Regions from separate parts of the Mus musculus genome. Here region 2 is linked to region 1. The links are chromatin loops, found by intact Hi-C in ENCODE. Cell type or tissue: heart. All regions are shown on one strand. Links, peaks and the distances in the headings refer to the core of each region. The heading gives the core; the rest is flanking DNA.

Region 1 (5,390 bases), core at 302-5,301:
ATAAGATTCTTGCATTTTGCCATATGGTAATCTCTGGTGTTAGATTTTCTAGTTGTTCCTTCTGTGAGTCTGTTAACCTCTGTCAGCACTCCTGGGAGACCAGCTTTCTTCTGGCAAGACTGGCACATAGAGGACTGAGGATCAGCTCCACTTCCTGGCTGAGGATAAAGGCCCAAAGGGACTGTGTCCAAGAAGCTCTGTTACTTCTTCAGCCTGTGTGCTCTTCTGTGAGGACCTGCCTCATAGATCATGTTTTTCATTCTTTAAGCCCTATCCACCTTTCTTTGATCAGCTCTCACTGGCCTGGAGCCTCTAAACGAGGCCAGGCTGATTGGCCAACCAGCTCCAGGTGTCATTCTATCTCTGCCTTTAGAGTACTAATTTTGGGGGTAGGGGATAGGTGCACAGTCATTATTCACAACAGAATTGCACTGTGCAACCTATTCTAACTCCAAGGTGAAGAATACAAATGAAGGTATACAAGCATATACCTTCTTATTATTCAGTAAGGAACTACTGTGGTCAGGTCATACGGCAACACAAAGGCTGTACTGTGACCTGGATGTTTTCCTCCGAATGCCAGTTCTTCTCACTCTTCCCAAAGCCTCTCCATGTTAACCTGCAAAAGATGCAGTACTAAGCAAGTATTTGAAACATCTGCATTAAAAAAATAATAATGTTCATGTCACATGAACATTATAGGACTCCATTCCAGCCATAGACTTGTTCCTTTTGATCATTGAGAAGATACAGGGAAGAGTCAGAATCATTAAGGTTCTTACCTAAGTAAAGGAATCATCCAAACCAATAAGGGTTGGGATCAGCTGGGGGTTACCAAGCAGTGTAAGTGGAAAAGCCAGACCCTGCAAGAGCTTCAACTCAGATCCTAACTGTAATACTCTCCTTTCTCACCCTGGTAGCACTTGGAGGAGAGAAGCATGGCTGTGAATCAGACATGACACGTGCTCCCATAGGAGAGAGATTGCCACTGAAGTCTTGTCTCTCCTGGACAGACCTGCTCCTGTTTTCAGTATTTGATTCTTTATTCATTAAAACTCTCCACGTTCACCACATTGGAATTGGTAGCACAGAATCATGTGGTGTGGCATTTGGGGCTTTTGGTAATGGCATTTAAGATTGGGTCCTATAGGAGATATGAAATATCCATATCAACTCCCACAGTAAACTATAGTCTATCATCTATCTATCTATCTATCTATCTATCTATCTATCTATCTATCTATCTATCTATCCCATGACAATCAAAAGGTGTATCATGATACCATAAGAAAGGATTTTTATGTGTGCAGAAAGTGGAATAGCTTAAATTTCCATCAGCGGGGGAGGGTCTAATTGACATGTGGCGTACTTGTAAACAAATGCAACATTATTAAGCAATCATTGGAATGAACTGTAGATGCTTTCAGTCACATTAGTGGATCTCACAGATAAACTGCACGATGGAAGCTAGGCACAAATGAAATATAATTGATACTTTTTGATAGTTCTTTAAAATGCTACTACTTATCTATTTATTTTTGTTCATTACTTTATTTATTCACTTTACACACTGATTGCAAATTACACCCTTCTCCCAGTCTACCCTCATTTAGTGCATACCCCTACCTCCTCCCCTTCTCCCATGAGAAAGCAGCAGCTCCGTCATGTACATTAATCCACACTGACACATGAAGTCACTGCAGGCCTAAATGCATCCTCTCCCACTGAGGCTAGACAAGGTGGCTCAATTAGGAGAACAGGGTCCACAGGTAGGCAACAGTCAGGGACGGTCCCTGCTACAGTTGTTGGGGCACCTGCATGAAGACCAAGCTGCACATCTGCTATATATGTGTAGGCACAGTCTAGATTCCAGCCAGACTTGCTCTCTGATTGGTGGTTCAGTCTCTGGAAGCCACTAAGGTTTTAGGTCAGTTGACCCTGTTGATCTTCTTATACAGGCCCTATCCTCTCTGAGTCTCTCAATACTCCCCACAACTTTTCCACAAAACACCCTGAGCACCAAGCTGGATGAAGCGTCTTAGAGGACAGCTCTACTAGGCTTCTATCTGCAAGCATAGCAGAGTATCATGAATAGTGTCAGGGATTGGTGCTTGCCCATGGGATGAGTCTCAACCTAGGCCAGACATAGGTTGGATATTTCCTCAGTCTCTGCTCTATCTCTGTTCCTGCACTTATTTTAGGCAAGACAAATTTGAGGTCGACTTTTTTTTAGGGGGGGTTAGGATGATGTATTTTTATGTGAATAGGTATTTTGCCTGCCCGTGTCTGTTAACCACATGCATGTACTACTTATGGAAGCCAGAAGAGGGCATCAGGTCCCTGTATAATAGAATTTTGTGAGCCAGGAAGAAGTTTCTGGTATGGAAGCTTAGACCACGAAGATAGATAATGCTCTTAAGAGCCAAGGAATCTCTTCTGTCCGCTCATATACTTCCTAGTAAACAACTTCTTCAGACTCCAAGTTGATAGATATTAATTCTAGAATATTGGAAAGCATACAGAAAAGTTATTAATCATCATTAATTGTTTCTTTGAAAAAGAATGAAGTTTTACAAATTTCAGCCTGACCTGTTATTTAATGCACATGAAATGACAACTTGACATTAAAAATTATTATGTATTCCTGTCCCATATGTTCTGCTTTAGTGGAAATCTATGCATTCTAGGCTTAATGGAATAAAAAAACTATTTCACCAATACTTTAAATTTATTCTCCCACTCTAAATCTCATTCAATTTAGTTCTTTAATGAGTGTTGAACAAAGACATAAGCTATAAATATTAATCTGCATTTTAGCATCTTATTTATGGTTATCTAAAATCAGGGACTGAAGAAATGGTCCAGTGGTTAAGAGTGGTTGCTATGAATTCATGGGACCAGGGTTTGTATCCCAGCACTCATATAGAAAGCTGGATCTCACATGAATTGCTGGTTACTATATCCCCAAGTGATTAGACACATTTTTCTGATACACTCAGCATACATACAGAAATATGTAACATTTGAAGCAAATATATTAAACTTGTCTATGAAATGAATGTGTCAGAAATGTTTAAGTCATGGTGCAGGAAAAAAAATCCAGTAACTGCCATTTGTTTTTCAACCACTAAGCACTATTCTGTGCTGTCCCCTTTACTGTGTATTTCAGGGTCACAATTCTATCAGTGACAATAAAAAAATTCAGGAAAAAATTGCAGGGAGAAATTTCAAAACGTTTAAACTTTTCAACTTTAATTGTTGATTACTTTTTAAATAAAATTCTGAGAAGACTAAATTCAGTTCATGAGGTTTTTCTTTTTCAGTAAATAATTTACATATTCACTTTACATCTTGACTGCTGACTCTGCCCCTGGACCACACTACAGTACCCTCAGTCCTTTGCAAAGTCCCTTTCCCCTCCCTTTCGCTTCTGAGAGGGTGGATGTATCCTGGATATCCCCCGACCCAGGCACATCAAGTTTTTGCAAGGCTAGGTGCATCCTTTCCTACTGAAGTGAGAGAAGGTAACCCAGTTGGGGGGACAGATTCCACAAAAAACCTTTAGGGATAGATTTGCTCTAGTTATTGGGGGGACCCACATGAAGATGGAGCTGAACAACTACTACATATGTGGGGGGAGGGGGATAGGTCTAGCCAGACTCTTTGGTTGGTAGTTCAATCTCTGAGAGCCCCCCAAGGGTCCAGATTAGTTGGCCTTGTTGATCTTAATATAGGATTTCTACCCCCTTCAGGATGCTCAATTCTCCCCCACACAAATAATCACAAGAGTGCCTGAGCTCCATCCAATGTTTGTCTGTGGGCCTCTGCATCTGTCTCACTCAGATGCTAGATTAAGCCTCTCAGAGGTCAATTATGCTAGCTTCCTATCTGCAAGCATAACAGAGTATCGTTAATAGTGTCAGGGATTGGTGCTTGCCCATGTGATAGGTCTCAAGTTGCACCGGGTATTCCTTGGCCATTCCCTTAGTCCCTCTTTCATCTTTGTCCTGATATTTCTTGTAGATAGGGCAATTTTTGGGTTGAAATATTGTGAGGGGAGTGTGTCCCTATCATTTTAAGAACTCAATTGTGGCTTCTTTGCTAATTATGTTGTATGGTATGCAGTAGATCATTATTTTCAGTGATGCATGATCAAGTAGAGGCTTCATACTGGCCAAATGAAAATAAATGTCTTCAGTATCAAAATTATCCAATTAATCTCTTCTCTAATAATATATAATATATGAGATAAACAAGAGAAAAAACACAGAAAACAAATGCTTTATCATTATATAGTACTTTATTTGAAATTCATCCATCATATGAAAATGAGTGGCTTGCGTTCTTATTTGTGGAATACTGCTTTAAATTTCTGACTCCTCCCTTGAGTTGGTGTCCATTAGAGAGACGATAGTAGTATTTAAACAGTAGGCACACAACAGTACTGTTAACCATTAGCTAGACAGTAGCACTGATTAATCATTAGCTGGATAGCAGATAGTTAAACATTAGCCAGTGAGTAGGCATGGCTAACTTTCAGAAAGGGAATGTCCCTTGCTAACCATTTGACAGGAAGTTGATATACAATGTTTACCCACTTCCGCTTCAGGGCAACAGAAGACTCAGGAAGTGCTTAGCCAGGGGAGTGAGAGACAATGAGCTCCAAACAGCACTATGTCAAACTAAACGATGGCCACTTAATTCCTGCCCTGGGCTTTGGCACCTATAAACCCAAGGAGGTAAGAATACAGAATTCTCAGTATCTCCAGGCTAGAGCTAATCTATGTACAAGAGAGCAGATAGTTAGATTTGCCCTGCATCGGTGTCTGATTGTGTCCCCACTTGTTGACTTTTCTTATTAAATAGAGGTTACAGTAACAGCTGTAATTGGTGGCTATGGGTAAGAGACTGAGCTGGTTCCATGGGAGGGTGCATGAGGATTCAGGCAAAAGAACGGGGTCTATAAACATGCTTGCTTTTTTTCTGGGAAAAAGATCCGTGTTCCTGGTCAGTCCATAGGGAGGCATGCTTATAGGGAACATAGGAAAGGCTAAACTCTAAAGACATTTTTCCCTGGTGGCAGTTGATAGTGTAGCATATATTGAAGCTCTTGGGTACATGCCTCAGTGGCACTGGGATACTTGCTATTACTCAGTCAGTGACTACAGAGACAGGGAAAATGTTTGCTTATCTTCCCTGTTATTCTTGCTGTCAGCTAGGGAATCTGGGCTTGGCAGGATGTGGCTGTGTCCTTTTTGTTGTTTTTTTGGTTTTGGTTTTGTTTTTTTTTCTTGGATTTACTTTTCTGGCCTAGGCCTGCTTGTGAGTTTACTGTTCCCATCCAAAGCCCATCAGCTCTAAGAGAGAACTTGGCTGTGAGCTCCAGGCTT
Region 2 (5,390 bases), core at 279-5,278, 620 kb after region 1:
CTGCTCAGAGGCAGGGACCCAGAGAGAGATCTAGATGCTTAAACGCAAAACAATCCACAGAGTCCTAAAAAGCACTTTAAATTCTATTTTATTATTTTGTGCATAGGGATATTTTACCTGCATGCATGTCTGTGCACCATGCGCATGTAGTGCCCCTGGAAGCCAGAAGAGGGTGGTGTCAGAAACTCTGGGACTGGAGTTTCACAAGGTTGTTAGCCCCTGTGTGGGTGCTGGAAATTGACCCCAAGTATTCTTCAAGAGCAGCCAGGGCTCTTAAACACTGAGACATCACTCCAGCCCATGTAAAAGGCACTTTACATGAAAGGTTGCTCATCTGCCAGGGAAGGGTTGAAGGTGCCCGAACAGAGCCACCTAGAGTTTCTGTTGTATCGTTGGCCTGTTGTGCTGTTACAAGGAATGTGTGGAATCTGTGTCCAGACAGATCTCTATTCTGGTCTGTTCTGGTCTGAATATTTTCCCTACCAAAACTCAGCCACCCTCCCACCCTTATTTCCAACCACTTCAACTTGACCCCTAGAGCAAAACTTCTGGAAACTTCAGATCTCTGACTGATGTCATCTCCGACTACCATCCCCCAAAACAGACTCCAATGGAAGGCCTTTCTCGGCTCACAGGCTTGGAACAGACTATATTTTCTCAGACAGGTTGATGGCACACCAACAGAAAAGGGCTAGCAATAGACAAAGGTAGTGATTTCCCTAAAGTCGCACAGGCAAGGGAAAGGCCAAACAGGTATCAGAACCCAGAGGTTCTGTGAACCAGAAGCTCAGCCCTGGCCTATTTCCTGCAGGACTAAAATCTGAATTGGAGGCTGGAAAGATGGCTCAGCAGTTAAGAGAACATCCCTCTCTTCCAGAGGACCTGAGTTGCAGTCCCTGCACACATATCAGGCAACTTAGAACCACCTATAATTCTAGCTCATGAGAAACCAATGCTTCTGGCCACTGCTTGTGTCTCTAATCACATGTGTATGCCTACACACAGACACACTCATATTAGTTATGCATACACACAACTAAAAGTAATAAAAAATAAACCTTTTCTAATCTGGCTATAATTACACACTGAATTCCAGCACTGGAAAGGCAGAGACAGAGGATCCCTGGGGTTCAGTGAACCAATAGCCTATCCCAGTTGGAGATCCAGGATGGGGAAGAGACACTGTATTAAAAGCTAAGAGCTGGAGAGGCAGCCCAGATGTTAAGAGCTCCAGGATGAGGGAGAGGCACTGTATCAAAAGCTAACATGGAAGAGCTGGAGAGATGGCTCAAATGTTAAGAGTACTTACTGTGCTCGCCTAGAACCCACACGGCAGCTCACAACCTTCTGTAAGTTCAGTTCCAGGAGATCTGATGCCCCTTCTGACCTCCTCAGGCTTTGGCACATATGGATGTGCACACACATATACATAAAACTAAAATTAAATTAAATGAAAAACATAGGCAATGATTGAGGATCAATACTCTAGGCTCATTCACATGCACACAGACAGACACACGCACAAGCACACCGTACGTGCACACATACACATACACACATGCACACACACAGAGAAACAGACTGATAGATTGACACACACACATGCACACACATACACGTGCACAGACAGACTGACTGACTGATAAACACCCATGCACACACACACATGCACACTGAATTAGCCAAAGTGTGAAAAAATCCCATTACACGGAATGAACGAGCCCCCTGAGCACTGAAGCACAGCCTGGTGACTATAGTTAAGAACCATGTGTTGTAACCTTGAAGTTGGCTGAGTCTTCCTAAGGGGTTCCCAACCACACCAGACACAATATCTACTTTAGCTGTAGTGATCATTGCACAGCAGGTACATACCACAATATCACATTGTACCCCTAAACCTTACAGGATGTTGTCAATTGTAGTTCTACAAAGCTGGGGGAATGTCTCGAAATTTAAATTTCATTTTAAAAAAACAAAAGACAAAAACAGAACCCCGAGAACAGAAAGTGTCCCTTATCTGAACCCTTAGTATTTCAAGTAAATAGTCTAATGGCCGTGGAGGTAATACTCTCCTAAAGTCAATTAGCTCAGTTATGACATGAGATCTCTGTCCACCTCCAACTACTAGGACGCAACTGTATCCGTTGTCCCAGAGCCATAGAGGTTGCATGGACTATTAACTGGACAGCAGTGAGGGACATCTGAAGAACACCAGCAGGCCCAAGCAACTTCGAGAACCCCAGCTACCAGTTCCCATGAGTTGACAGACAGGAGGGTACTTTGACCAGACTGGTGCTTTGGTGCCTCCATGTGGCCAAATGTTTGAACAGCAAACTGGCTACAAATTAAGGTCTGGGCCGCCTGTCCTTCAGAGCATGGCCAAAATCATTAAGAAACTCTTGTGCAGGCTGGTGAGATGGCTCAGTGCTTAAGAACACTGACTACTCTTTCAGAGGTGCTGAGGTCAAACCCACCCACCCCCAACCGCATGGTAGCTTACGACACCTATAAAGAGATCTGATGCCCTCTTCTGGCATGTAGGTGTAGATGCAGAAGTAGATGTAGACGAAGACAGAGAACTCCTACATTTAAATGTATATTTAATATATAATTAACATATGAATATTATAATTAATATAATTTATAACATATAAGATAACTTTATAAATTTAATATATAGGTATGCATTATATATTATACATTATATATAATATATTGTATAAATTATATCTAAGTATATATGTATATATATAAGGGAAGGCAGACAGACAGAAAGAAAACAGAAAATGTGTGCATATTGACAACTCAGGATCACAAATTTGTGCTTAACTGTTGGCTGACAATATTTTAGAGTGATTCCTTGACTCAGCCAAACTGCTCCCCCATCTGTCCCTTTCCTAGATTCATGACTTTTGGGTTTGCTTAGTGACCCGTTGTGTTTAACCATCTTGTGACCATTAGCTTGGGACTGTCCACTGGAGCATGGGATCTTTTCTGGGTACATAACTACGTAGTGAACCTGGCCACCTGGGTCTCTTGTTTCTTCTCCAGACCCTCACTGCCATCTGCCAGTGCCAAGGACTTCCATGGCTGTTCACGGCTCAGTGTCCACCCAAGAAACAATAAGAAATAAAGGAAAAAGAGAAAACCAACCCGAGGGTTTGTAACTGCTATTCTCAGTGACTGCAGGTGATTGTGCTGGGTCTGCAAAGGGATGTGGTCATCATCAGCCAGACACGAGGGAGGAGGGCCCAGGGAGCGGTATGCCTTGGCACTGAACTTTCCCTAAGGCAGCCATGGAAGTCCTTGGCACTGGCAGATGGCAGTGAGAGTCTGGAGAAGAAACAAGAGACCCAGGTGGCCAGGTCCTGTTCTAAACGTTACTCTGTTTCTAACCTTGCTGACTCTGGACTGAGACAGGGAACTATAGGGTCTATGACCCTGTTCTGCAGGCAGGCTGGGCTCACAAAGTCCATGGCCCTCTGCCAGACATCCTCATTGCCCTGGGTTTCAACCAACTCAGAACAGTTACTTATTCATCCCTCAACCCCACAATGTGGCTAAAATTTAGATTCCAGATTTCAAATACTGCTGAAACCTTTACCAATCGACCCCAGAAATGGTGTGGTTGGGAACCCTCTCTGTGTAGGAACCTTTGGACACCTTGGCATCTCCACAGCACCCCACCAACCATCCAATATCAAAGCTGGGTCTATCTGGAGAATGGCAGAAAAAGGCTGCTGAGATGCTGGGGCCTGTGTTATATGGGGAGCATGTGTAGGATTCAGAAAGAAGTCTCGTAAGGATAAGTAAGCTGCCTCCCACATGGCAGGTATAGGCAGGGACCACAAGAACCACTTCCTGCTACCCTCCTCCTCTCAGCAAACACCTTTGGGGAGCCAGGCCATGGGCTGGGGAAAGGATTTGGGGACGGTGGTACACAGAACCTGGCTCCCAACCACAAAGCACTTCATGTGTGAATACCTCAAAAGGCTCATTAGAAAATTATTAGAGAGGGCTGCTGAGATGGCTCAGTGGGTAAGAGCACTGACTTATTTTCCAAAGGTACTGAGTTCAAATCCCAGCAACCACATGTGGCTCACAGCCACCCATAATGAGATCTGATGTCCTCTTCTGGTGTGTTTGAAGACAGCTATGGTGAACTTATAATAATAAATAAATCTTTGGGTCGGAGAAAGTGGGGTTGGCCAGAGCAAGCAGAGGTCCTAAATTCAATTCCCAACAATCACATGAAGGCTCACAACCATCTGTACAACTACAGTGTGTACTCATATACATAAAATAAATAAATATTAAAAAAAAAGAAAATTATTAGAGAGAGCTGGAGAGATGACTCAGTGGTTAAGAGCACCGACTGCTCTTCTGAAGGTCCTGAGTTCAAATCCCAGCAACCACATGGTGACTCACAACCATCCATAATGAGATCTGATGCCATCTTCTGATGCATGTGAAGACAGCTACAGTATACTTAGATATAATAATAAATAAATCTTTTTTTTTAAAAGAAAGAAAGAAAATTATTAGAGTCAAGTATGAGTGTGACTGTCATGAATCCAAAAGCCAGGTGCTTTGGATATATTTACAAGCCATGCCCATGGAGACCCAGAAGGGAACTGATTCTTCAGGGATCGTCTAAGGAGATGCGCCAGAATTGTCAATCAGCTGAGCCCAGAAAAAGAAAGGATTTCCTTGTAGCTAAGAAGCGTCTATGCCCACTAAAGTCTTTTCAGAGTGAACTATAGACCAGGCAGTGTATGCCTGGGCACCTATTGTTCTTTTTTTGTTTTTGTTTTTGTTTTTGTTCTTTGGGGGGAGGGTTTGTTTGTTTGTTTGTTTGTTTGAGACAGGGTTTCTCTGTGTAGCCCTGGCTGTCCTGGAACTCACTCTGTATGTAGACCAGGCTGGCCTCGAAGTCAGAAATCCGCCTGCCCCTGCCTCTCAAGTGCTGGGATTAAAGGCATGTGCCACCACTGCCCTGCCCTATTGTTCTTATAAAAATACACACACACACACACACACATGGATGCATGTATATAACTTTTGTGTTGCTGCAACCATGTAGCTAACAAGAAACAGCATGAGAGAATTTATTTTGGCTCACAGTGTGAGTGGATTCAATCCGTCGTAGCAGAGAAGGCATGGCACAGCAACTTAAGGTCAAGACGCGAGTAGAGATGAAGGATGAAGGCTGATGCTTACTTTCTATGTTTAATCAGTCCACAGGCTGATGACGCCCACATTCAGCGAGGGTGTTTCTCCTAGGTCACTCCAAATCCATACAAGTTGACAATCAAGATTTCCCCTTACACTGTGTTCACATGGATATTGAAGAAGTGTTCAGATTGTATCAGAAATTACAATTCAGCCCC

Evidence for each region. A loop is a pair of places that touch in the nucleus more often than their neighbours do. Peaks named below come from ENCODE experiments on the same cell type or tissue, not always from the same donor. Only the 100,000 strongest peaks of a DNase experiment are listed, where the experiment ranks them.
Region 2: a loop joins it to region 1, with 4 times the contacts of the local background. A loop is called at or near these places in 5 of 42 quality-filtered maps.

What each region holds. Positions count from the first base shown.
Region 1 is chr13:4,278,622-4,284,011 of GRCm38, reverse strand. Akr1c12 (aldo-keto reductase family 1, member C12) reads left to right here and starts at 4,613. Exons shown (of 9, transcript NM_013777.2): 1 at 4,613-4,739. The coding sequence starts at 4,656. In heart, for the core only: a CTCF peak has its summit at 2,324 (motif pointing right); no DNase peak of the experiment used is centred there.
Region 2 is chr13:3,662,502-3,667,891 of GRCm38, reverse strand. No RefSeq gene overlaps it. Among named protein-coding and RNA genes, the nearest start is that of Asb13, 31 kb to the right of the region's middle. In heart, for the core only: a CTCF peak has its summit at 2,344 (motif pointing left); a DNase peak (open chromatin) is centred at 2,301; H3K4me3 peaks cover 270 bases.